Regions from separate parts of the Mus musculus genome. Here regions 1 and 3 are each linked to region 2. A link is a loop called in an ENCODE intact Hi-C map of the cell type or tissue named here. Cell type or tissue: left cerebral cortex. All regions are shown on one strand.

Region 1 (8,000 bases), 110 kb after region 2:
GCTCCTAGACTCCGCAAGAATAATATCCCATCAGGAGACGATCTCGGTGGCTTATCTCAAATCAGACTGCTGATAAATTGCAGCGCCAACTCTGACCACACTGCCAGATGTGGGGGTAGCACAAATTCAAGGGTTCGGAGGACTCAGAGATGCCACGTGTGGTGCAGGGGAAATGTGAAAAAGAAGAATCTGGCAAATTTCCTCCACAAACAGATCCCAGAAACTCAGAACTGTGACATCCGCACAGCAGCCCCTCAGAGTCCTTTCATAGATAAGAGAGAGCAACAACCTTTCAGAGATACGAGCCAAGCCACAGTTTTTCGTCCCATCCATTTGTTCAAAGCCCACAAGTCTTTGCTGCAGACAGCCTTTGCCTTTGGTGTGTGGCCAGCTGAGTCTTCAGTCAAGTGGGTCTGGAGAGGAACACACACATTCCGGGGCTGTAATCTTCCCTCTTCTGCTAACATCTTATTCTCTGCCTTCGCCTTCCTTCACTAAAAACATGAAAGGGCACAGGAAACCACTCAAAACACTATACAGTCTCATCTCTACCATGCAAGGAGGCAGCGACTCCGGAAAGCCTCACAGTGAGTGCCAGCCCTGGGGTTGAGCCAAGGAGAACGTTCCCTCTACTTGGTAATAGTAATTTAAGAGCCCCTGTCCCCAAACCTTGCCAATATCCGCTTTCAGTAGTGGGAACCTTGAGTTTGGAACCTTCACTAAGCAATGCTTCTAAGTGGAATCTAATCATACAGTTGGGTTTTCACTGTACTTGTATAGTTATCTACTGTGAAAGATTTGTTTTATGTCAACTCAGTAAAAGGCGGAACTTCACCTCTGGAAGGAATGTCTTTCCTGCATGGGTCTTAGAATCCCATATAATGCAGGAGGTGGAAGAAAGCAGCCATACCGTTTGCACCAGTGGAGAGGTCCCTGCAATGCACACCACAGCTGCTATTTGCAGCATTATCTGCTGTGGTGGTTTGCCGGGTTGACTTAGAGCTGCACCTGCTCCAATGCCCACCACATTGCCATCAACCCCTAGGAAAGCTGAGCCAGGTGCCTCTTACAGTCCACACTGACAAGCCTCCTCCCTCCAAAGGAGATCACATTGCTGAAGTTGTTGGGTTGGAGGCTCTGAGAAATGGGCTCTCCCAGCCACCCACATAGGTTCCAGCTTGTCACCAATCCTTCCTCTAGAAGTCTTTCTGAAGTCCAGTGTTGGACCTAACACTAAGCATGTCTCGACTCTAAGCTGATGCTCACGTCTCCCCATTGGCACAAATAAGAGCAAAACATTTAAATGAAAGAAAAATCAGCCCGTAGAGTCGCCCACATGGAGCTGACGTGGGAATTACTGACAACTGGGAGAAAGGTACTGTTTCTCCATTATCTGCAGAGAATCAGGCAAAATAATTAGAGCCAATCAATGCTCAACTCCCATGGCTAGACCATCTATATGTGTGCATGTGTGTGAGTGTGTGTATATGTGTGTGTACATGTGTATGAGTGTATATGGATGTGTGCGTATGTGAGTGTACATGTGTGTGAGTATGTATGTGTGTATGTGTGTGTGTGTGTGTCAGTGTGTGCATGTGAGGGTATGTGAGTGCATGCATATGCATGTGTATGTATGTGCATGTGTGTATGTGTGTACCTGTGTGTCAGTGTGTGCATATGAGTGTGTGTGTGTGAGTACATGCATGTGCATGTGTGAATGTGTGTGTGTATGTGTGTGCTCATGTATATGTGTCAGTGTATATGTGTGAGTACATGTGTGAGAGTGTGTATGTGAGTGTGTGTGTGTATGTGAGTGTGTGTGTGCTAGATGCACACCTACATTCAGAAACCAGAGGACACCACGTCCTTGCTCTATTCCCCGGCACATCATTCCCTTATGACAGGGTCTCTCACTGAGTGTGGAGCTTACATTGCAGTCTGACTAGCACTGGCAACCTCCATGGAATCCTCCTGTCTCCACCTCCCACATTGCTCAGGTGACAGGTGCCTAAGCACCGGGCCAGGCTTTTAAATAGTGTTGAGGATTGAACTCAGGTCCTCACATTTGTGTGACAAGCGCTCACTTGCTCGCTCGCACCCACCAGGCCAACCCCAGCTTGTCTGCTTTCTGATGGTCACCTTCCGCCTGATGGCACTCTACCTCCCAGAACCAGCCGCAAAAATAAAAACCTTAAGCTTTTTAAACCATATATAGAAAATGGCAGTATAACAGCAAGTCAAATTTAAACTTTTAACTTCGTCTTTAAAGAAAAAGAAAGCTTTTTAAAATTAGTAGAGTCATATAGGCCAAAATTAAAAGTGATTTCAGAAGTCTCTCCAGTCTGGCTCCCATCACTCCGACTTCCCACCTCCATACCAGTGTCTCTCATTGGGTTGCTCTGCATTTATTGGTTTCTTTGTACAAATGAGAGTGCATACACACATGCATACATACATACATACATACATACATATATACATACACAGACACATATATACACACATATATACACACATACATACACACACATGCATACACACACATGCATACACACATACATACATACTTACATACACATATACATACATATATACATACACACATACATACACACATACATGCATATATACATACATACACACATACACAGACACATACATACATACACACATACATACACATATACATACATATAAACATACAAATATACATATGTACAAACACACACCTCTATCTCTCTTTACACATGAGACAGAGGTGTCACAAACACAGTGTGGATCAATACCACCAGACTGTCATTCAAAACATATTTTCTGATAGCCATAAAAAAAAAATCACTCCATTTTAAACTCATAATTTTAGTTATTAAAAATTATCCACAAACATACCTAGTCCAATACTGTTGTCAATAAAAATAAAAATCAATAACATTCATAAAGATTTATAATACATATAATATTTAATATAGCTAAATGGGGACATCTGGGGACAGGAAGGGACTGACCTCTAATCGTGTGGAGAAATCTGTGTGGAGTAAAAAAGAGAATGTATAGTGTATCAGTACATGTCACTGAAGAAAATGGAGCATACGTGACACCCATGTGAAAACCTACAGACATATGTGTGCGTGGACAGACTGACATAAGTCAGCAGTATGGATGGGAAGATGTGCAGGGAGCTAATGGCCGCCCTGGAGGGAACTAAGTGACTCTCTGAGAGAAAGATGATGGCGAGTCTTTTTTGTTGTGCATCATTTTTAAACTTTTAATTTTAGAACCTAGAGCTGTGAACACTGTATAATTATAAGATGGCTCTTGAATTTGTACCAGTTGTTATGGAAACAAAAAAGTGATTGGTTAAACGAGTGTCGATCACAGGACCCATGTGTACCCTTCATCTATTTGCTGCTTTATTCCGAGTCTAAGTTATCTGGGGTAGCAAGATCTGAGTTGGAAATAGTATCTCCTCAGTGAACAAAGGATGCTGAATAAATGAAAGGAAAACGAATGAATGAGTGAATGAGTGGATGAATGAATGAGTGAGTGAATGAATGAGTGAGTGAATGAGTAAGTGAAGGAATGAGTGAATGAGTGAGTGAGTGAATGAGTGAGTGGGTGAATGAATGAGTGAGTGAATGAATGAATGAATGAATGAAATCTGTGGCTGCACAAATGGAGTGCATTACCTATCATATAAGTGCTTTAGTTATTATAAAGTTCTAGAACATTTGGTTGCTGGCAGTGTGACTATTAAATTGATCTGTGGTTCCTGTGGTTTCTGACAGTGCCAGGCATATCCCACAGAGAGGCAGAGATGCCTGCTCACCATGTACAGACCCAGAGCACACTCTGCCAATGAGTCTTCCCAGCCTTTGGTACACACACACACACACACACACACACACACACACACACACACAGAGCGTGAACAACGGGATATAAGCCACAAAGCCAAACCCAATGCCTGTCATCTGCAAGCTTAATGAGCAAACTGTAATCATGGCCTTCACTCAGGAATCGGAATTTGCCCAGAATTCATAAATCAATGCCAAGTGTCTCCTTCCCAGTTCTGGAATAAATGAAGTCAGAATGTCCGCAGGCATCATTGAGGTCGATTATCGATGTGCCGGAGATGGCGCTGCTCATCCTTGCAGTGTGCGCTCTTAATTTTTCTCTGATTATAGTGAAAGTCATAAATGAACAAAAGAATTTACAGAGGTTCTACAACACAGATGTCGCCAAGCACTGTGTGCATGTGCAAGCACATGTGGGATTCATGCTAAGGTCTGAAACATACAAGAGGATTATAAGGATGACCCGGTGACATCACCTGCCCAGGGATGAGGACAAAACAGACGTCAGCTTCACCAGCGGGTTGGGAATGTTAATGCTGTTGGCCACAGATGTTAGGGATGAGAGCGATGCTCGTCTCATTCAGTCTGCACATTCCCACGTCCATGTCAATGATGCCGCCAAAAGAGAAACTTTGCCCTAAACTGAGTCTCGGTTGAATGAACTCACTGTTCTGGGAGGTTTTTCTCTTAATTTCTGGCCTTTCTTTGGGATGGCAGAGAATGGATTTGAAAAGCAGTCAGCTAACAAACAGCCGTATTTTTGGAAGAACTATATCACCGGTCACCTGCCCATTTCCCTAGACCCCGTTTGCAGGCTTGCTTACTTTACTGGTGACCTATTAGGTCCCACGTAGTTCTCATGATACCCTATTGTATTCCACACAAACACCTGAATGGCTCAGCTGTCTCCTCAGTCTCTCAACTTGCCATCTTAAACATTGATATTTATCCCTTCAGACAGCATAGGCAGGAGTTTAGATGCCCGTGACCCCAAAGGAAGCCAACATAATATGTGTCAAAGACATAGGATATCCGAACTCTCTAGCCCCATAAACAAACCATTCCAGGGAAATAGTAAAAGCCACGGCCAATGCTGAACAGCCTAGGTGTCCCTTCTCATGAGGGACAATTCCAGTGCTTTAATTATCAAGTCAACACAGACATCATAAATACAGTCCTGAAGATCACGTGATCACCATAGAACACAGCAATGGCTGTCCTTCAGTATCCACAACAGATGGGCCCCAAGGCTCTCTACAGAGATGGTGATCTGTGGAAGCCCATGTCCTGAGACAGCAATGATGCAGAACTCAGCATCCCACCTGCGCACATCCCCCTGGGTACTTCAAATCACCTCCGGATGACACAGAGTACTCAGCAAAATGCAAATGCTGTGTAAATAGTTGTTATCCTGGGTTGTTTAAGAAGTAACAACGTGAAAACATCTGTACCCTTCCAGAGCAGGTGCAATTTCAGATGAGTTTCTGGGGTTCACAGTTGGTTGGTTCCATGTATGTGGAACCCAGGGCTATGGAAGAAGGGTACGCTTTCAGGCAGAGATTGCTGCAGGTGATATTTTACATATGTGCTACTTATAGCCATATTAATTTTTTAATGTTTAGGAGAAAGATGGGGATAGACTAAAATAATAATTTCATATTAGTGTGACAGGTTTATATAACTTTTAACAAGGGAAATGCATGCATATTCTTGGCCCGTGATATTCTGTCTCCACAAGCACATGAATCCAAAATGGAGCTTTCCCTCCATGTAGTCTGGACCCACTATTGCTTCCTTGGTGAACACAATGTGCAGGGAAACTGTTCCATACTCCAGCTGATGATACTGGCAGAGATGTCCCTAAAAGCCCGAGTTACCTGTGCTCTTTATTAAAATGGCTTTAACGATGACACCAACCATAAAGTAGTAAAGTTTGTTTCAGTCACCAAGAGATCCGAAAAATTTTTTAGACTGAGTAATTATGGTCCCTGGTCACCTTTCCTGCTAAGAAAAACATACAAAGACAGTGACAAATGGCGGATGGGGGTGCATATGGGTGAGCATGCCCTGTCCCTGTCCAAGGTCCCCAGTACATAGATAAAGGTCAGTGACATTATTGGAGACAGTCTTTAAAAAAAAAAAAAAAACAACACAATATATGAATGAATATTTGCCCCTCCCTCTTAAACAGACAGACAGACACACAGAGAGACTTTTTATGCATTCTTGAAAAACCAGAATTACTAAAAAGTCTCATGTCTCAACACATGGTCATCATATTTATTTTTAGGACCCTGCAAAGGTGTGAACCACTAGCATTCTGTTACCATTCAGAACGTCGGCTGTGAAAGCAAACGCATCGATGGAGAGGCAGGTATGAGAGGGCGCAGTGGGGAGGAGCACTGGCTGTGCTTGCAGAGGAACAGAGTTCAGTTCCCAGCTTCCCAGGCAGGAGGGTCACAGCCTACTCCATGGGTTCTGATGCCCTCTTCTGGACTCCATTAGTAACTGCACTCATGCGCACATGCACACACACAGACACACACACAGACAGACACACACACACATACAGACACACACACACAGACACACATACAGACACACACACACACAGACACAGACACACACACACACACACACACACTAAATATAATGATAATGATGTTCCTGGGAGCCACTGTGGAGCTTTGCACAAATCAGAAAGTCTCAACCTCAGCTTCTGGAGAGACTCGTGTCAAATCTCTGCCAACTGTGCCAGTTTCTGCTTTGCACTTTTCCTTGACTTCGAAACTTGAACTCCTAGCATTCGGTTACCCTATCATCCTGAAACCTAGTAGAGTCTTCACGGCATGTGCGTGAAGGAGCAGTAAGAAGCCATTAAAATAGCTCTCATATTCTCTGTCGGAATTCAGATCATATGCCTGCATATTTCTCAGCTTGAACCTTGAAGCAGATAAAATGAGAACCTTTATTTTTGAATTCATATGCCTGACGCTAATCTAAAATCAAAATTACAGATTCTCTGGAACATATGACCTTTACACACAGGAAGCTGACCCATTTGTTGAGTTAATATTGGAGCAATAGACCAATAAATTTTTTTCATCTTATAGTATTCAACTTCGTCTAAAAAAAAAAGATCTCTGAAAATTAAGCTTCAATATTAAAGGCCAACAGAATATCCGATCTTCCTTTCACACACTTGATCCTGTGTGTGACTGTCCCGCTAAAATGAATTTAGCTTCAGAAATGTATTTCCATATGATGAAAGAACTTCTTTAAACCAAATGGCCAATCTCCTTAAAAGGCAGCCCGGCAGCCTGAGGGATGCTTGCATCTAAATCCTTCATCTATATCAAAACATCTTCCAGGCAGCATACCTTCTGCAACTCCATCTCTCTAGTGAGGTGCTAAAGTTTCACCCTGAAAGTCAGAGGCACCCAGTGTACCCACAGTTATGAAGAGAAAAAGAACAACTCAAATTTCTCATCTCGGTGGCTGGCTTGCTGTCCGGAGGAAATGGGATTAAATCGATTGAACACAGAATCTTCCTTCTCTTGGGCTCTCAGCAAGATAGGATCCCTTGTTATGAATATTCATCCACAGGTAGTGGTGGGAGAAGCTGTGACCAGGCTCTTAATGACAACAGAGAGGTCTAGGCGCCACACATGGAAACTTCACCTATTGTTTCTTTTGGTGGTTTCTTTCTCAAACGGAAAAGCAGTTGATAGTGGTAATTTTCCTTTCACAAGTCAATATAATGAACTAGTTCAAGAACGCTCCTCATTTGAATAGATGAATGCTTGCCTGGTGGGGGTGACTGTGTGGGGGGGGAGGTGCTTGCTCAGGAACCTGAGGACCTCAGCTTAATCCCTGGAATGCACAGGGTGGAAGGAGAGAACCACCTCTCAGACATGGTCCTCTGGCACCACAGGCACACCGCAACAAACATGCATGCGCACACACACACACACACACACACACACACACACACACTGAACGATTCTTTAATAAAGATAAATCTAATAAAGAGACTGATGTGCTTGGACGACACGGTAAACGAAATGAGCCTTTTTATTTCCGTTTTTTATGAAAACTACAGAACTGTTAGCTGGCTTGTTAGCTGGTTGGTCTGGGCTTGGAGGC
Region 2 (8,000 bases):
TCCAAGTTGGAAGAATTAGCCCAGTCTTTGAACTTAACCAGCTGAGAACCAAGTGTTGCCAAGCAACGAGACCGGGCTGCTTGGAGGTGGTGGTCCCTTCTCTCCTACACTCTAGTCCCAGGTCTCACCACAGCCTTCACCTCTCGGTACAGCCACTTCCACCCATGACTGGATGCCATTGCACTTCTGCTCCGAGACCAGAGGGCCTCTCTCCACTTCTCAGCCACCTGATGACTCCCCCATCTCCTCCACCCCTTCACTCCCTCATCTTCCCCACCCTCTCGCCCCTCCCTCCCGCTGCCCTGAAATCTGCTCCACTTCTCCTGACAGGGTTAGGCAAGGCTACCTCACCTCAGCCTTGGATTCTTATTCTGATCTTCATTTGCTAGTGCCCCTCAGGTGCTCACCTGCCCCCTGAAGACCACAAATTCCTTGTTAACCTCTCACTCCCCACCCCCAGCTATAGGGACACACACAGGGCTCTTTCTAACCCAGGCTAAGAGACTCCTGATGCTGTACAGTGACATGAAATACACAAGGCAGTCAACCAACCTGTACGGCCCATGGGGCCTCAAATGTACTAAAAGCACCATGCTGCCTGAAAGAGTTGCTGGTTCTTCCAAGTCTCTCATCCCAGGGTTGTAAAAAGCAGGCAATGAACCATAAACACATTAACAAAAATATCAGTAGATACATCTCAGAGTTTAAAAGCACTGGTTGAACCTACAGAGGAGTCCCGTTCACAGCAACCACATGGCTGCCCACAAGTATCTGTAACTCTACTTCCAAGGAACATGGCACCCTCTACTGGTCTCCGTGGGTACTTCATGCACACAGTGCACAGACGTATAGGCAGGCAAAACACCCATACACATAAAATAAATAAATCTTAAAGAATAAATCAGATTGTCATAAAAAGCAAAAGTAGATCCGATGCACGTGCTCACATGTATGAGCCTGAAATAATTGCACTTGGTGAAGGAAGCCACTCTAAATAACATCATAGCCATATAATTCCATTTACATGAAATTCTCAGGAGAGGTGAATCCCTGGGGGAAGCAGACGTCCCCAATGTGCGAAGGAGACAGGGTTTTCTTGGCAGATAGTAAAAATGTTCTGCACGTAATTGCAGCCTCATAGTTCTAGGTATAAAACTATTAACTACATAGCTTAAAGAGGTGTGTGCCTGTGCTCTATAAACAAGGATGATAGATACAGTGTGGTCCTACCTCAAGGAAGTCATCATCAAAGCTACAAAATTCTCTAGCTGTACCTATGAGACAGCTAGATACGCTGGATCTCATACGATTGCGGGTTAGTGCTTCGCTTCCGGTCACATGGAATCAGAGAAAGTTAGAGCCCAGGCGCATTCCAAACATTTGACCTTACGACACGAAACTGTCATTTGCAGAGTTCATGCTTGGGAATTTCACCGTCAAGTTACCCCCTCAAAAACGTAGAAATGCAATCCCATAAAGCCTACGGATGTTCACTGAGCTACATTTGTAACTATCCTTGGGGGTGTGCAAATCTTCAGGCTCTGGATTAGACACGCCTTCCCTGGAGACCCGAGCGGCCATTGGTCATAACATGCGAGGTGAGTGGCCATTGGTCAGAGCATGCGAGGTGAGTGGCCATTGGTCAGAGCATGCGAAGTGAGTGGCCATTGGTCAGAGCCTGTGAGGTGAGTGGCCATTGGTCAGAGCATGCGAGGTGAGTGGCCATTGGTCAGAGCAAGTTCTTTAGTAGCCCTCCCAACACTTTCAGCGAAGCTGTCTGCCAAGGTCCCTTCCTCTAGTAAGAAAATCCTACTAATCATCTTGGGAGAGAAATAATTCTAATGACCAGGCTATTAGGTCCCTACAGGAGCTGTAAAGTAACAGCAGATGAACCTCCCACACCTGCCAAAGTCTGTGGACTCTGAACGCCTTCAGTCTGACAGGAACACGTTCCCTGTGCCTATCAAGAATCTAAGCCCAGGAATGCACAGCGGCAGGGGCCTGGCTGTAATCCTCCCCGCCACCGACCTGCTCCAGAAGTCCATCTGCTTCTGCAGTGGAGCTGTGTGGAGAAATGGAACCGCGTAGCTGGGTGGAATTCTGCCCTCTGCAGCCAGTTCCAGGACACAGGCCATGTGACCCTGGTTTGCACCTACTCGGGAGCAAACATGCATCAGCCCGTCAGCAAATCCTTTTGACTCAAAGTCCTAAATCACCCTTCTCAGGCTAACTGACTTTCCCTGGTCTCGGCCAGAAGTAACCCAGGGAGGTCTCCCGAGATGAGCATGTGCAAACAATACCGTCCTTGTCCATCCATTCATCCTGGTCCCGAGAGGATGAGTGGGTCACATGCGTCAGAGGCCATCCCTGTCCCTCCGTGTGTTTTCTACCTAAGAGGCTTCCAAACGCTTATGTACTTATTTCCCTCCCCTTTCTTTCTTTCATTCTTCTCTTCCTCCCTCCATGCCCCCCTCCCTCCCCTGCTCCCTTGCTTCCTTCCTTCTTTAAGACAGGGTTTCTTGTGGCTTCAAGTTCACTGAATAGTCAAGGGTGCCTTGAATTTCTGCTCCTCTTGCCTCCGCCTCCTGAGTGCTAAGATTACTGGCACGTGCTACCACACCTGTTTTTTGTGATGCTGGAGATCAAGCCCATGATTTCCTTCATGCTTCTGCCAACTGAGCTACATCCCCAGCTAAGCCTATGCAACTCCAATAACGTCCTCAATTGTGTGTGTATATGTGTGTGTGCATGCCTATGTGTGTACATATGTGTGTACATTCGTGTGTGTGTGTTCACATGTGTGTTCAGATATGTATGTGTACATGGCAGTGCATGTGTGTGGGTGTGTACACACAGGTATATGTGCATGCACGTGTGTACATGTGTGTATGTGTGTACATATGTGTGCATGTGCATGTGTATGTATGTGTGCACATGTGTTTACAGATGTGTGTGTGCAGATGTGTATGTGTGTATGCCTGTGCATGTATGTGAATGTGTGTGTGCATGCATATGTATGTATGTGTGTTTGCATGTTGTATGAATGTGTGTATGCATGTGTGGTTATATCAAATTTCCAGGATGTTTTAAGCATAAACTATAGCAAAGTTAAGTCAGATGAGACAACAGTCTGAGAGAGAGGGAGACAGAGAGGAGGGGGGAGGGGGAAGGAGAGGGAGGGAGAGAAAGCTCTCCGCTCTTGCCCTTTCTCCTTCTACCCCATATTTAGCTGTCTCTTGGCATCCCCCATCCTGGCCATTGGCATCTCCAATTTCCTTCCATTTTCCTGTCTGTGACACAATTAAAGTCCCCCCACTTCGCCCTCCAACTCCATGCCTCATGCCCTGGTTGTTTTGTTGTCAGACTGACACTCCTGGAGTGTCACTTCCAACAAATTAGGCGGTAGAGCATTTTCAGATTGCTGACTGATGGAGCCTAGTGCGGGTACAGTCCCCAGGCATGTGGCCTGAGCTGTATCAGAAAGGTAGCTGAGCCAAGCCAGGGACAAGCTAGCAAGCCACACCCCTTCATGGCCTCTACTTCAATTATGGCCTCCAGGTTCCTGCCCCGAATCTCCCTCAGTGATGGATTGTAACCAGTAAAGGGAATAAATCCTTCCTCCCCCTGTCACTTTTGGTCAGTGTTTAATCGCAGCAACAGACAGACACATGCTAAATAAACGACTAGAGCAGATGGAATGAAACGTTTCTGAGGCGTTCCGCGTACTTACTGAACAGTCATAGAAACGGCAGTCAGCCGCAGGAGTTGCCGCCCGCTCAGAGTCCATCCCTGCCCATGCCAGGCTTTGATCCACTCAAAGGCAACTCAGTCTTTGGATCTGAAAATATCTTGCCTGGCAGCAAGGGGAACGTACTCCAATATTTGTGATATTTATGACCTGCTCCGAAGACTTGTAATATATTGTGCTCTCTCACACAATTGATATATTTTGTTGTGTTTAGAACGTACGGGAGTATATCTACAGCGGATCCTAAATCAGCTCCAAGCAACCACAAAGAGAGACAGATAAAGCCTGTGAACATGCTGGTATATTTCTTGTCTATCTGTTTTTAAAAGCACATATATACGAGCTAAAGAGATGGCCCAGTGGTTAAGAGCACAGGCTGATCTCCCAGAGGATCTGGGTTCAATTCCCAAACAAATAAAAAGAGTGCATTCTGATCTTGCAGAGGACTTGCGTTCCAATCTCCAGCATCCACCACTGAGCTGCCCACAGCTGCCTATAATTCCAGTTCCAGGGGATCCAGCGCCCTCTTCTGGACTCTTCAGGCACCTACAAGTGCCCTAACACCTTTGGACCTGTTGTGCTCCGTGATGTCACAGCATACAGTAACTTTACATTGCTTGTTTTCTGTCCATGTTTTATTTAGCAGGTGAGAGACTGCATTTTAAGGTGACACACTCTCCTTTCTGAGACCCTTTCCTTGCTGACCCCAATTTTCATCCAGAGAGCCAATACAGAGGCGGCTGCTGCTCCAATGGCCAATTTTCAAATGGGTTTTTTTAATTTTAATTTTAATTTGCACATTAAAATGGTTTTCAACTGACTCGAAAATTACTTTAAGTGTTGCTGCGATATCGCAGAAGCAGCGAGTTGAAGATTTCATTCTTGTTCTTAAAGAACTCTCACCTTCAGGTTGTTGTACAACAGACTAAACTGTAATCGCCAGGAAGAAAAGAGTCCAGTCTTTGGGAAATCATAGAAAATAAATTTAAAGGCAAGGAGTAGCAATTTCCTAGGCAGGCTCCAAGTGACAGTTTGTCACTGGAATGAATTTAAATACCATTTAGCCACAATCTGTGCTTCCTAAATATGTGCTCATTACTACAATCTTCCCTTAACATATATTATTATAATATATTGTACATTATATGTAATATTATATATATTATATGTGCACATATAGTACATACATAGTATATATCATATATTATATATGTATATATGTATATATATATATATATATATATATATATGCACAGAGAGAGTGTGTTAGTCACTGGCAATGACACCAGACATCTCTCAGGGGTCTCAGAATCTTGGACTGTACCCCTGGAAGTATGGGGACATTCTCATACTTGTGGGATGAATTAATTTATTAAGAAACATAAAGGAAACGAGGTGTGTGGGATAACTGCACATGGGAGAGGTTCAAGGAGATAAACTGGAACTGGAAGGGTGAATTCTTTGGCACTATTTGCATCCTCTGCCACATTCAAACCAAAATGAATGTGTTTTATAATAAGTCCCAGCCCTTCCCCTTCATATGCCACCCTGTTCGTTGGCTGAAAAGACTCTCAGCAACTCCGAATAACCACTGAGGACTGAGTGGGTATGTCTCCCTCCCAGGAACAGGAAGGTGGGGTGGGTAGTCAGGCACCCAGGAAAGGACTTAAAGGGACATGCATGCCACAAAGCATGGTGGTGTGACAACCTCCCACCCATCCCATCCCCAGTCCCAGGCCTCCACTCTCCTCCAAAGAAAAACAGAAGTGAAAAGGACTTTAGACAAAGCTCTTGGAGGACCCAAAGCTCATCACCTCAAGTCAGAGGATCCAATGTGACCTCAAGTCAGAGCATCCAAATGTGACCTCAAGTCAGAGGATCCAAATGTGATCTCAAGTCAGAGGATCCAAATGTGACCTCAAGTCTCTAAATTGAAAGGACTTCAATGGGGAACGGGGTTTGAACCAGATCTTAAATGTCATGTTTACTTCTACAGACTCCAGACCAGATGGTCAACCTTAAACAAGAGCAAGAAGAGTCTTACCCGAGGAATTTTCTTTTAAAGGCGTTGAAAACCAAGTGTACGCTTGAGTAGCTCCAAAATGTGGACCACCCCCAACAGATCTGCACGTCCCAGGGTTGTCAAACACCCCCTGAAGCTTCCCACTAATACATCTTGTAGATGCCCTGGTCAGGCCTTAGGGATTGAGATAAATCCCCTTGCTGCATTCCTGCAGGCTCTTCCTCCTTGAAGAGCAGGTTCATTCAATCAATAGAAACTACTTAAAATGCTAACCGTTGGGCTAAGTGACAGCAACCAATTCTCTGGAGCCGGCAGGAGACACAGATAATGCTAAACAACTTTCCTGTGATCTTTGTGGGGCAACCACATGGTGTTTGGTGGGGTTGGGGGTGGGGTCAGTGGTTACCAAGGGACAGAGACCAGCATACCAGCTTTTGAGCACTCTCCTCCCTCTGCTGCCTAGCATTAAGTGGAAAGGGCATTATCTGGGCTTCCCAGCACCAGAGAACTCACAACCTGCTCTTGATTACCAAAACACACAAGACATCAATATCTATGGTCCACGGTCCATTGGTCTGCTGGTAAAGGCAGCTCATGTCACTGCATTTAGCCACATAGGAAACTGTGCCCAAGTTGACACTCTGCTTCCCAAGCGATGATGTGTACACATGTGGAACCTTGTGCCTTGCGGCGGCGTTTCTATCACTGTAAAGTGTATTTAAGCATGAAGCCCGAGCTTTCTGTAGCTCCCAGTCTGCTCTTTGCGTTTGTAGACAGTCACCATCCTTAAGGGCACACTCCGTCCTCTTCCTGTCATCCAGGACCAAGGAGTCAGGTCCTTGAACTCACCTACCACTCAGTGTGAAGTCCAGTTCTCAGCCCATACTTCCTGCTCTGGGGACCTCTAGAAATGGAGATCTCAATGCTATCATGAAGGCACTTGCTCAGAGACACAGTTCGAGGCAGTGCCTTCCCCTCACCTGCTGAAACACAGCGAGCAGGACCCGATGATTTGCTGCCAACCAACCCTGGCAGTGAACTCTTGACACACAGCAACGCTGAGAGCCACAGCACCTTCCTGGCCCTCAGCCCTGGTTACCACCAAAAGTTCACCACACCACAGCACACAGAGATTCCCGCTCCTTCTCTGCTCAACTTGGAGGAGTCTGTCTCAAAGTGTTCCCCCTTCAAAAATGCAAGGCTCAGTGTCTCTGTCTTAGAAGTCTGGAGCCATTGTGCCTCAGCAGTCTCCTCTATGAAATGCAACTGGTGCATTTCACAAGACACAAAGCACCACTCGCGGTGAGTACACACCAGTAATCCCTGCCTTTGGGAAGCCGAGGCAGAATCTCAGGTTTGAAGCCATCCGGAGCCTCCCAGCAAAAGCCTGTCTCAAATGCCAAGCAAAAATTGTCAATTGTTAGATGGAGATACTGTTAAGAAGGCTTTGAAGTCTTTGTGTTTATATCCAGAAAGTGACGCTGTTCTCGCTGTTCTCGGTTTGGGTCACAGACTTCTTTTCTGCAGTGGGCAGCAGTCAGTGCAGAGACTCGTGACTAGTCAAAGTGCTGGGAATTAATGATCTGTGAGTGTCTAGCCCTGAACGAGACAATGTATCCACCTCCCCCAGGATCAGGAAACACTGTGGAAGAGGGCATAGGAAGAACGAGTGAGCAGGTGGATCAGAAAGTGCCGTAGAGTTCATTGCAGAGATGAACTCACATTATCTGGATACCTCAAGGCCACTGCAACCATGAATTCACAGCAGCCGTGTTGCCTGCACAAGATTAAGCCAATCAACATCCCAGCATGCATGTGGCTGGTGCTCACATGGCTCCATCCCTAGCTGACGAAATGCTGGCAGTTGATAGTTACTGGGGGAGGGGAAGCCATTTTTTAAAGGGTGTGGACACTGGTAGGTAAAATGAACAAACTTGTTATCGCCCCGACCCTGGAATATCACTTAGACACCAAGACTGACCCTGAGCGAATTTGAACTCTACTATCCGACTTACATCTGTTTTCCACTGGCTACCTTTTGTTAAGTGCAGAAATCTACAGCTAACTTTCATATAAGTCACAGGATGCTGATTTTGTAAAGCTGGCAACGGTCCCTAAAAACCCACTCCTGTGTGTGTGTCCGTGTATGTATGTGTGTGTGCGTGTGTGTATGTGTGTGTATGTGTGTGTGCGTGTGTGTATGTGTATCTGTGTGTGTGTATCTGTGTG
Region 3 (8,000 bases), 99 kb after region 2:
CCATGCCTAGTGAGCTCTCTTATATAAGGCTAGGACCACCTGTGTAGGGATGGCACCACTCACAATAGGCCAACCTAGGCAAATTAATAATCAAGATGATCCTCCACAGACATGCCTGCAGGACCACCTTGACCTAGTCAATTCTTCAATTATCCATCAAGGATATTGTCTCAGACAACGAGGCTATGTCTAGGCTGTGTCAGGTTGACAATTAGAGCTAATGAGGACCTGAACATATGCATTCTTTGGAATTTTTCACAACGACAATGTTGCAGCGCTTACTCTATTTTAGAAGTATACATGAGATTTCCCTATGTAAGTTTTTTTTTTCTGGAACATTCTATAAAGGATGTTCTTTACAAAGAGAATGCACACGCCAAGCCATGATTGGTGATGTGGGCCTGAAATCCCAGCTCACAGGAGTCTAAGGCAGGATTACAAATTCTATGCCACCTTGGGCCACATAGTGGGACCTTATCTCTAAACAGATAAAAAAGAATACATAGCCCAAATGACTGCATTTCTAATGCTATATGCATTTATATAAATGCCTTACATCATCTGCAAATACATTAAGTTAACCAAGAGCAAACATTACCACAGGGGCTGAAGGAGTCGAGGACACAGAAGCCTAATGGTATTCCAGAGAGATGGTAACCTTGTCGTTGATTATATTGCTTTAACCTCCACAGAGAGAACAAGCCACACATTAATTGCAGATGAAGGTTAGTCATGAAATATCAGAGCAGCATATGTTCCCAGTGGGAGTGAGGAGACTTCAAGGGGCAGAGCACAGGGAAGAGTCAGAGAAAAAGACACCATGAGCTGGACCAGTGGCACATTCCCAAGAGAGGCACCAAAGAGCATCTCAGGAGAGTACGGTTTCCCTCCAAGACAGCAGCTGGCTTTCCGTGAGTCATGCTATGCCTGGGACACGCCCAGAACTACTGGGATCAGCCAGGCCTGGAAAGCTACTTCATAAAAAGAATAAAATGTAGAGTGCTAAGTTTCATTGCCCTTCTCTTGCCAGAAGAGATTTAATCACCTTGAAAGGAACACTTCCAGGGTGGGGTCTTCTTGCCTGCATCCCATGAACACATACTCTGCCTCAGGGATGCAAACTGACAATGCTTTTATATGGATAAAGCCTAGTAGGGCACCATAGTCACACTGGCTTCCTTGGCTTAAGTCACACTTCCTGATTAACAGCTTTTTTATGAGTCATGCCACACACACATTCACATATACACACATGCTTGCACAAATGCATGCATGTACACACACATATACACACACATGCACATACACTTACACATATACATGCACACCCCCCACAAATGTACACACATGTGTACACACACATGCACACACACTCTCACATGCACACACAATTACACACACATACACTCCCAGACCAACATACACAAATGCACATACACATGCATGTACACACACACAAATGCACACACATGCATTCATAGACATGCATGCATACACATGTGTGCACACACACAAACCTACACATGCACACATGCGCACACACATGCACACACAGACCCACATGCATAAATGCACTCACACACTCACACACATACATTCATATGCACTTACACACCCATGTACACATATGTACACATGCACACACATTTGCACACATTCACTTACACTCATGCACACACACACACACACACACACACATACAAACACACTGGAAAGGCAGACAGAAACGAACCGCCCTCTGTCCTTGAGTGTGGGAGGGTATCCTGAGTGTAGCAGCCTTTGCCCAGGGTACCCGCTCTGCCCCATGGAGCTCTGCCCAGCTCAGTGTCAGACCCCTGAGCAGGTAACTTATGAACCTGGGCTGACTTTGAAGACAGGCAGAAACTGAGCAGGTTTTCAACTGGATCTGTGGCCTTCTTCTCCCAGTTAAAAGAAGCAGATGTTAAAATAAGGCAAACAAGATGAGTGTTATGCCTCATGCCTTTAATCCCAGTCCTCCGGAGGCTGAGGCAGGGGGACTGCACTGAATTCAAGGACAAAACTAGAGCAGCTTATATAGTGAGTTCCAGACCAACCCTGGGTAACAGAATAAGATTCTATCTCATAAAAAAATAAAAAGAAATAAAGAAAAACAAATCAGTAATAATCCCAAATTCAGAGCTTGAAATCATATCTATAGAACATTGTGTGGCCCGTGACTCTAAGAAAGTGGGAGAGGCAGGACAGATGGCTCAGCAGTTGAGGCCATTGTCGCTCTTGCAGGGGATCCTAGTTTATTTCCTGATCCTCAGATAGTGGCTCACAGTCATCCAGAACTACAGTACTGGGCATTCGGGGCTCTCTTTGACCTCCCTGGGCAACAGGCCTGTGGTACACATGCACTCAGTTAGGCCTGCATGCATGAACCTGAAATAAAATAACCAATTCTTTTTTTCTTCTTCTTCTTCTTCTTCAAGACAAGGTTTCTCTGTATAGCCCTGGCTGTCCTGGAACTCACTTTGGAGACCAGGCTGGTCTCAAACTCAGAAATCTGCCTGCCTCTGCCTCCCAAGTGCTGGGATTAAAGGCGTATGCCACCACTGCACAACAAAATAACCAATTCTTTAAGGAGAGAAGGAAGGAAGGAAGGAAGGAAGGGAGGGAGGAAGAGGGGAGAGGGAGGAAAGGAAGCAAGAGAAGACAAGAAGGAAAGAAAAGAAAGAGAAGAGATGGGGTAAAGAGGGAGAGAATGATGGAAGCAAAGAGGAAGGAAGGAAGGAAGGAAGGAAGGAAGGAAGGAAAAGGGAAAGAAGATAGGAAGGTAGGAAGGAGGAAGGAAGAAAGAAGCAAGGAAGAGGAACGGAAAGAGAAAGGAGGAAGGAAGGAAGAGGGAAGGAGAGAGGAAGGAGGAAGGAAGGAAGGAAGGAAGGAAGGAAGGAAGGAAGGAAGGAAGGAAGGAAGAAGGAGAGAAGAAGGGAAGGTTTTGTTTTTCAGCTCACTTCAAACACTGAGCAGAGCCAAGATTAACACAGTTCAGCGTTCCTGGACTGCAGTCCCCCTTGCCTCTGACAGGGACCACATATCAGCAGTCCTTTATAACAGCAGTTTGGGGTGACCTCTGGTCCCGGAGAGACAGTTGTTCTTTCATTTCTCCAGGAGCCTTGTCTTCCATGCTCTTTCCCAACTCCCCTTCAGTAGCAAAAGAAAATGTAAAACTTCTCTCAGAAAGTCACATCACTATGGTTGCCAGGCAATGCTCCCTATATTTTAAAATAACTTCAAATTCTTTGGCAAAGAAAAAGGAATATGTAAGACTCCACCAGTGTTTGATTTTTTTAAAGGTATACCTGAACCCAAGTTAGCATGAAAAGGTTTGGCTGCCATTTCTGAAATCCCTGGGATTCCTACTCTGTAAGTGGAAGTTGGACCACCGTCTCTCAGAAATGCTCACCTTCTCTGACAATGGAAGAGGTGAATGCTCATGCTAGCACAGAGTTATCCAGTATAATGAAGGAGGAGAGCAATGTCACGTTAACATCAGTCAAAACAGAAGACGTAACTTGGGGAACTGCCACCAGGATGCTTGCATTCCAAGTCAGGTGTCCCACACCTGCAGGTCCCGGCTTTCGAGGGCCAGAACAATCCTCTCACACAGCCAGCACCCACAGTCCTGCCACCACCATGTCCTGTCACACTGTCCTCAGTGAAGAGCAAGTGGGAAGGGCTGGCGGCCACTGAGTAAGGGATCCTAATAGCAAAGCTTGGGGTGGGGTCACAGTGCGGTCACTTAACCCCTGCTCCTCTGCCCTGGTTTGAAAAAAAAAATCATTTTTTTTAATATTAAGGTTTTGGTCTAAAACGGGGTGAGTTCTTGATACCCAGAAAAATTTCCCATGTTTCTTCAAAACGTTACTATGCCTCAAGTCCATTTTCTTTGTAATATTCTTAAGAAGACAAGGGGTGATTTAGTCACTTTCACCTATTTAAAGTCCCTCCACATGTCTGGAGACTATTAATTAATGTTCAGTCCACTCCTCTCCAACCTCAGGAGTCTCTTCCTGTTTCCTTCTTCCTCTGACAATTTTATTATTTTTTTTTTTTGGTCCTAACCCTGTGCAACTCATCTCTGAATGAGCATCAACTGCTCCACAATCCACTGGAGGAAGAAACCAGATGCGGTTAGACGGTCCCCTCCCTGTGGATATTTGGGGTTATTTAACCACCACCCACCCCTGGAACATTAAGAAAACTTTTATATCAAATTTCACATTAAAAAAAAATCAGATGTCCATCCACCTTTGCTTTCCAAAAGTGGAAAAACCGACAAGGCTGAGCATAGCCAAGTGCCACTGCGAGCGAGAAGCAGCTGTTTCCGTGCCACAGTGTAAGACTCCATTGCGAGGCCATTCCTTCCGTGCCACAGCGTAAGACTCCATTGCGAGGTCATCCCTAGCCAGGCCTCTTCCGACATTTGTAGTAATTAATCGCCCTGTGATGGTTGAGCGTTTCAGTATCTAGAATAAAGTCTTCAACAACCTCATCTCATTGCTGAGCAACAACCACGTATCGACCACGTAGACTTAGTAACCCATCTGTTTCTATGCCACTCCCAGCAGCCCTACTGGTTACGGATCGCGTTCCTTCCTACTTTGTGGAAGGGAGGTTCTGAGACTAAGAAACCCAACTAGGAATTTCAGCACAGGTTCTCCAAAACTAACGCGCCACTTTCCTCCACACTGAACGCATTCTCCAACCGGAATAAAGGGTTCGCCAATAACGCAACCTAAGGCACTGCCGTCAGAAGCAACGAGCTCATCCCCACCTCGAGGTGAGCGGTCCACAGCCTGATGAATCATGGGGAGCGCTGGGACTGACTCTGCTGTGGGCTGGAGATAGTGACCAGTCCGGAGATTGACAACTCTCCATCCGTGAAGCAGTTTTGCAGCATTCCGGATGCTTCAGAGTGGGCTTGTTTGCTTAGCTTATAACTCCATCTAATTTTACTTATCCATGTGCCATGAATTCATTATAAAAAGTAAACTGAGACCTTGCTCAAGAATAGGAGCTGTGAGCTGGAAATTCCCTGTGATAGCTTAGCCTCAGACTCCTCATTTGTAACAGAAATGGTGTTGTGAGCTTTGCCAACACCTTCGTGGCAAGAGATAACATGAAAGGACTAACACAGAGCATTGGAGCGCAATGCTTGCACACACTCTGAAGGTCAGTTACCCACCCTTTGTGTTACTTCACTTGCTAGGAATTGTGTGTAGGTAAACATAGCAGAAATGTAATTAATGTGACTTATTAGTTCACAGCTCCAGGATGCTCCCTCCCCTTCTGGGTATATCCTCTTGCTATATACCCGGAGATACGGCAAAGACATTGCCAGCTGTTACAATTGGATGTTAAATGTCCTCAACACACACGTGATAGCCAGCTGACAGGGCTGATTGTGAAGGCTGTGGAACTAGTTTGTAGAAGAGAGCTGTTGCTGGTCTAGTTGGAGAAAAAAATGACAAGTCGTCTTTTTGTTTTGTTTTGTTTTGTTTTGTTTTTGTTTTTGTTGTTTTTTGTTTTTTTGTTTTTCCAGGCAGGGTTTCTCTGTATAGCCCTGGCTGTCCTGAAACTCACTCTGTAGACCAGGCTGGCCTCAAACTCAGAAGTCCACCTGCCTCTGCCTCCCAAGTGCTGGGATTAAAGGCGTGTGTCACCACTGCTTGGCTCTAATGATAAGTCTTAATAGTCGGGAACAGTCCTTAAAGCAATGGTCTCCTTCCCCAGCAACGGTCACCTATGGGTAGCTGCTCAGCTAGAGGTGGGAGTTGTGTACCCTCCTCTCTGTGCTGACACGGGTGAGCCACCGGTCTCCTTCATTCTTTTTGGCTGTATCCATTGGGCAGAGGAAGTATGTGTTGCAGAAACATGAATGAGTTAAATGCATTAGTAAGGCAACATCAATGATGTGTGTGCAACGCCCATTACGCATCAAACACCACCGCAGTCACTTAATACGGCAGTTCTAAGGTGGCCTACCAGGATCCCATTTCAAACACGAGTCAGCATGAGCGTCCAGGAATTAGGCCCTTTGGTCAAGGACATGGAGCCAAGAGGTCATCATTTCAATACTGCTAACCTGAAGGGAGAAGTGTGGGAACTTCCTCCGGCTGGGAGGAGGTGCTACCAGCTCCAACAGTCAAGGCAGGGATTAAGGACACAGCAGATGTGAGTGTTCAGCTCAGCTCTGCACTGTAGAAAAAAAAAATCCTACTCAGAGAGACTGTCACTGATGGCTGCCTTTGGGTCGAAGAGTGCTGGCTTTGTCTTTGGACACAGATGCTGTACATGGAAGAAGTGAATATATTCTAAGCTATTCTTTAGCTATCGGACTATTAAAGCAGGGAGTCCCAAGAGATTGGAGTTTCCTCAGAAAATCCCATCCCAGAAAAGAAAAGCCTGGGCCAGCCAGAGCAGAACCCTTTATAATGACGGGAATGCACCTAGACCAGAACTCCTTAGATCTCTGTCTCTCGTCTGTCTGTCTGTGTGTCTGTCTGTGTCTCTCTCTGTCTCTCATCTGTCTGTCTGTCTGTCTGTGTCTCTCTCTGTCTCTCTCTGTCTCTCGCCTGTCTGTCTGTCTGTCTGTCTGTGTCTCTCTCTGTCTCTCTCTGTCTCTGTCTCTCTCTCTGTCTCTCTGTCTCTCTGTCTCTCTGTCTCTCTCTGTCTCTCTCTGTCTGTCTCTCTCTCTCTCTCTCTCTCTCTCTCTGTCTCTCTGTTCTTTTTAGGTTTATTTATTTTCATTTTGTGTGTATAAATGTTTTGCCTGAATGCATGCATGTGTGCCCTGTGCGTGCCTGTTGGATCCCCTGAAACCGGGGTTGCGGATTGCCGTGAGCTACCTGGAAGTCAAACCCAAGTCTTCTTTGAGACCAGTACGTGCCCCCCAGCTGTTGAACCAGGTCCTGGCTCTTCTCTATGTATCTTTAAACGTCGCTTTACAATCCCAAAGATGGATGGGACAGGGTCACTGCATCTCTTTGTCCCTGTCCCCCATGTGGCCACACTGAATAAATCTTTTCTCTGCTTTTTACTCTATATTCAGCTGTTTCAACTGGGTCCTCCAGGGCAGGTAGCTGAGCGCGGCTTTTTGGAGTATAGATTGTAACCACAAATCTGGTTACCATGCTACTCTGTCCTTGTCACCATGGATAGAAATGTCGATCCAGTTTGGCTGAGCCTACTGACCCATTCCCATTTGAACAGTTGTACTCTCTCAACTCCAGAGGCCCAGCTATAGAACCAAGTCACCACGTTTGGAGACATGCTATGCCCCTAAGTGGGGGAGCGATTCTAGCCCAATGAGCACATAAATCCAGGCAGCCTTCCAATCCCATGCAATACCCCCAGGGTGACGTAAGGGTGAGCGAGCCAAGAACAGAGAGGATAGATGGGCTACAGATCTGAGATTAAGACATGCACTCTGGAACCAGGCCAGGCGGGTGCCATGTAAGCCCCCTGTGAAAGCTCTCCAACATTTCTCTCCTTACATCATATTTTCCTCTCTTTCCAGTTAGTCACTACTATACACCAGGGTTTTAGACTCAGACAAAGTTCAGACTTTACAACTTTGGCCGATTCAATGAGATTAGCCACAAATCACGCATAACTGTCACCTGAAATTCAACATGAAATGGCATAGTCTCCTTTTGAATCTAGTAAACTAATGTGTACAAGCACATGGTTGTACATTGGCACTGTACTGTGTGTGTGTGTGTGTGTGTGTGTGTGTGTGTGTGTGTGTGTAGGTGGGCTGCTGGAGAAATGGCTCAGCAGTTAAGAGCACTGGCTGCTCTTCTAGAGAACCCCCAGTTCAATTCTCAGCATCTACATGGCAGCTCACAACCATCTGTAACTCCAGTTCCAGGGGACCCAATGCCCTCTTCTGGCCTCCACAGATACCGGACACCATGTTGTGCAAGAAGACACTCATACACACACAACGAAAGGCAAATCTTTTAGATATA

The links. A loop is a pair of places that touch in the nucleus more often than their neighbours do. Peaks named below come from ENCODE experiments on the same cell type or tissue, not always from the same donor. Only the 100,000 strongest peaks of a DNase experiment are listed, where the experiment ranks them.
Region 1: it touches region 2 in a loop (2.9-fold over the local background); 5 of 42 quality-filtered maps call a loop at or near these places.
Region 3: a loop joins it to region 2, with 2.1 times the contacts of the local background. A loop is called at or near these places in 6 of 42 quality-filtered maps.

Annotation. Positions count from the first base shown.
Region 1 is chr2:170,744,990-170,752,989 of GRCm38, reverse strand. All of the region lies in intron 1 of Dok5 (docking protein 5), which reads right to left. Among named protein-coding and RNA genes, the nearest start is that of Dok5, 17 kb to the right of the region's middle. In left cerebral cortex, no CTCF peak of the experiment used is centred here; a DNase peak (open chromatin) is centred at 3,358.
Region 2 is chr2:170,857,047-170,865,046 of GRCm38, reverse strand. All of the region lies in intron 6 of Dok5 (docking protein 5), which reads right to left. Among named protein-coding and RNA genes, the nearest start is that of Gm35033, 85 kb to the right of the region's middle. In left cerebral cortex, CTCF peaks have their summits at 823 (motif pointing left) and 4,274 (motif pointing left); DNase peaks (open chromatin) are centred at 781, 2,101, 3,795, 4,217 and 1 more place.
Region 3 is chr2:170,757,808-170,765,807 of GRCm38, reverse strand. All of the region lies in intron 1 of Dok5 (docking protein 5), which reads right to left. Among named protein-coding and RNA genes, the nearest start is that of Gm35033, 14 kb to the left of the region's middle. In left cerebral cortex, a CTCF peak has its summit at 7,015; DNase peaks (open chromatin) are centred at 889 and 3,183.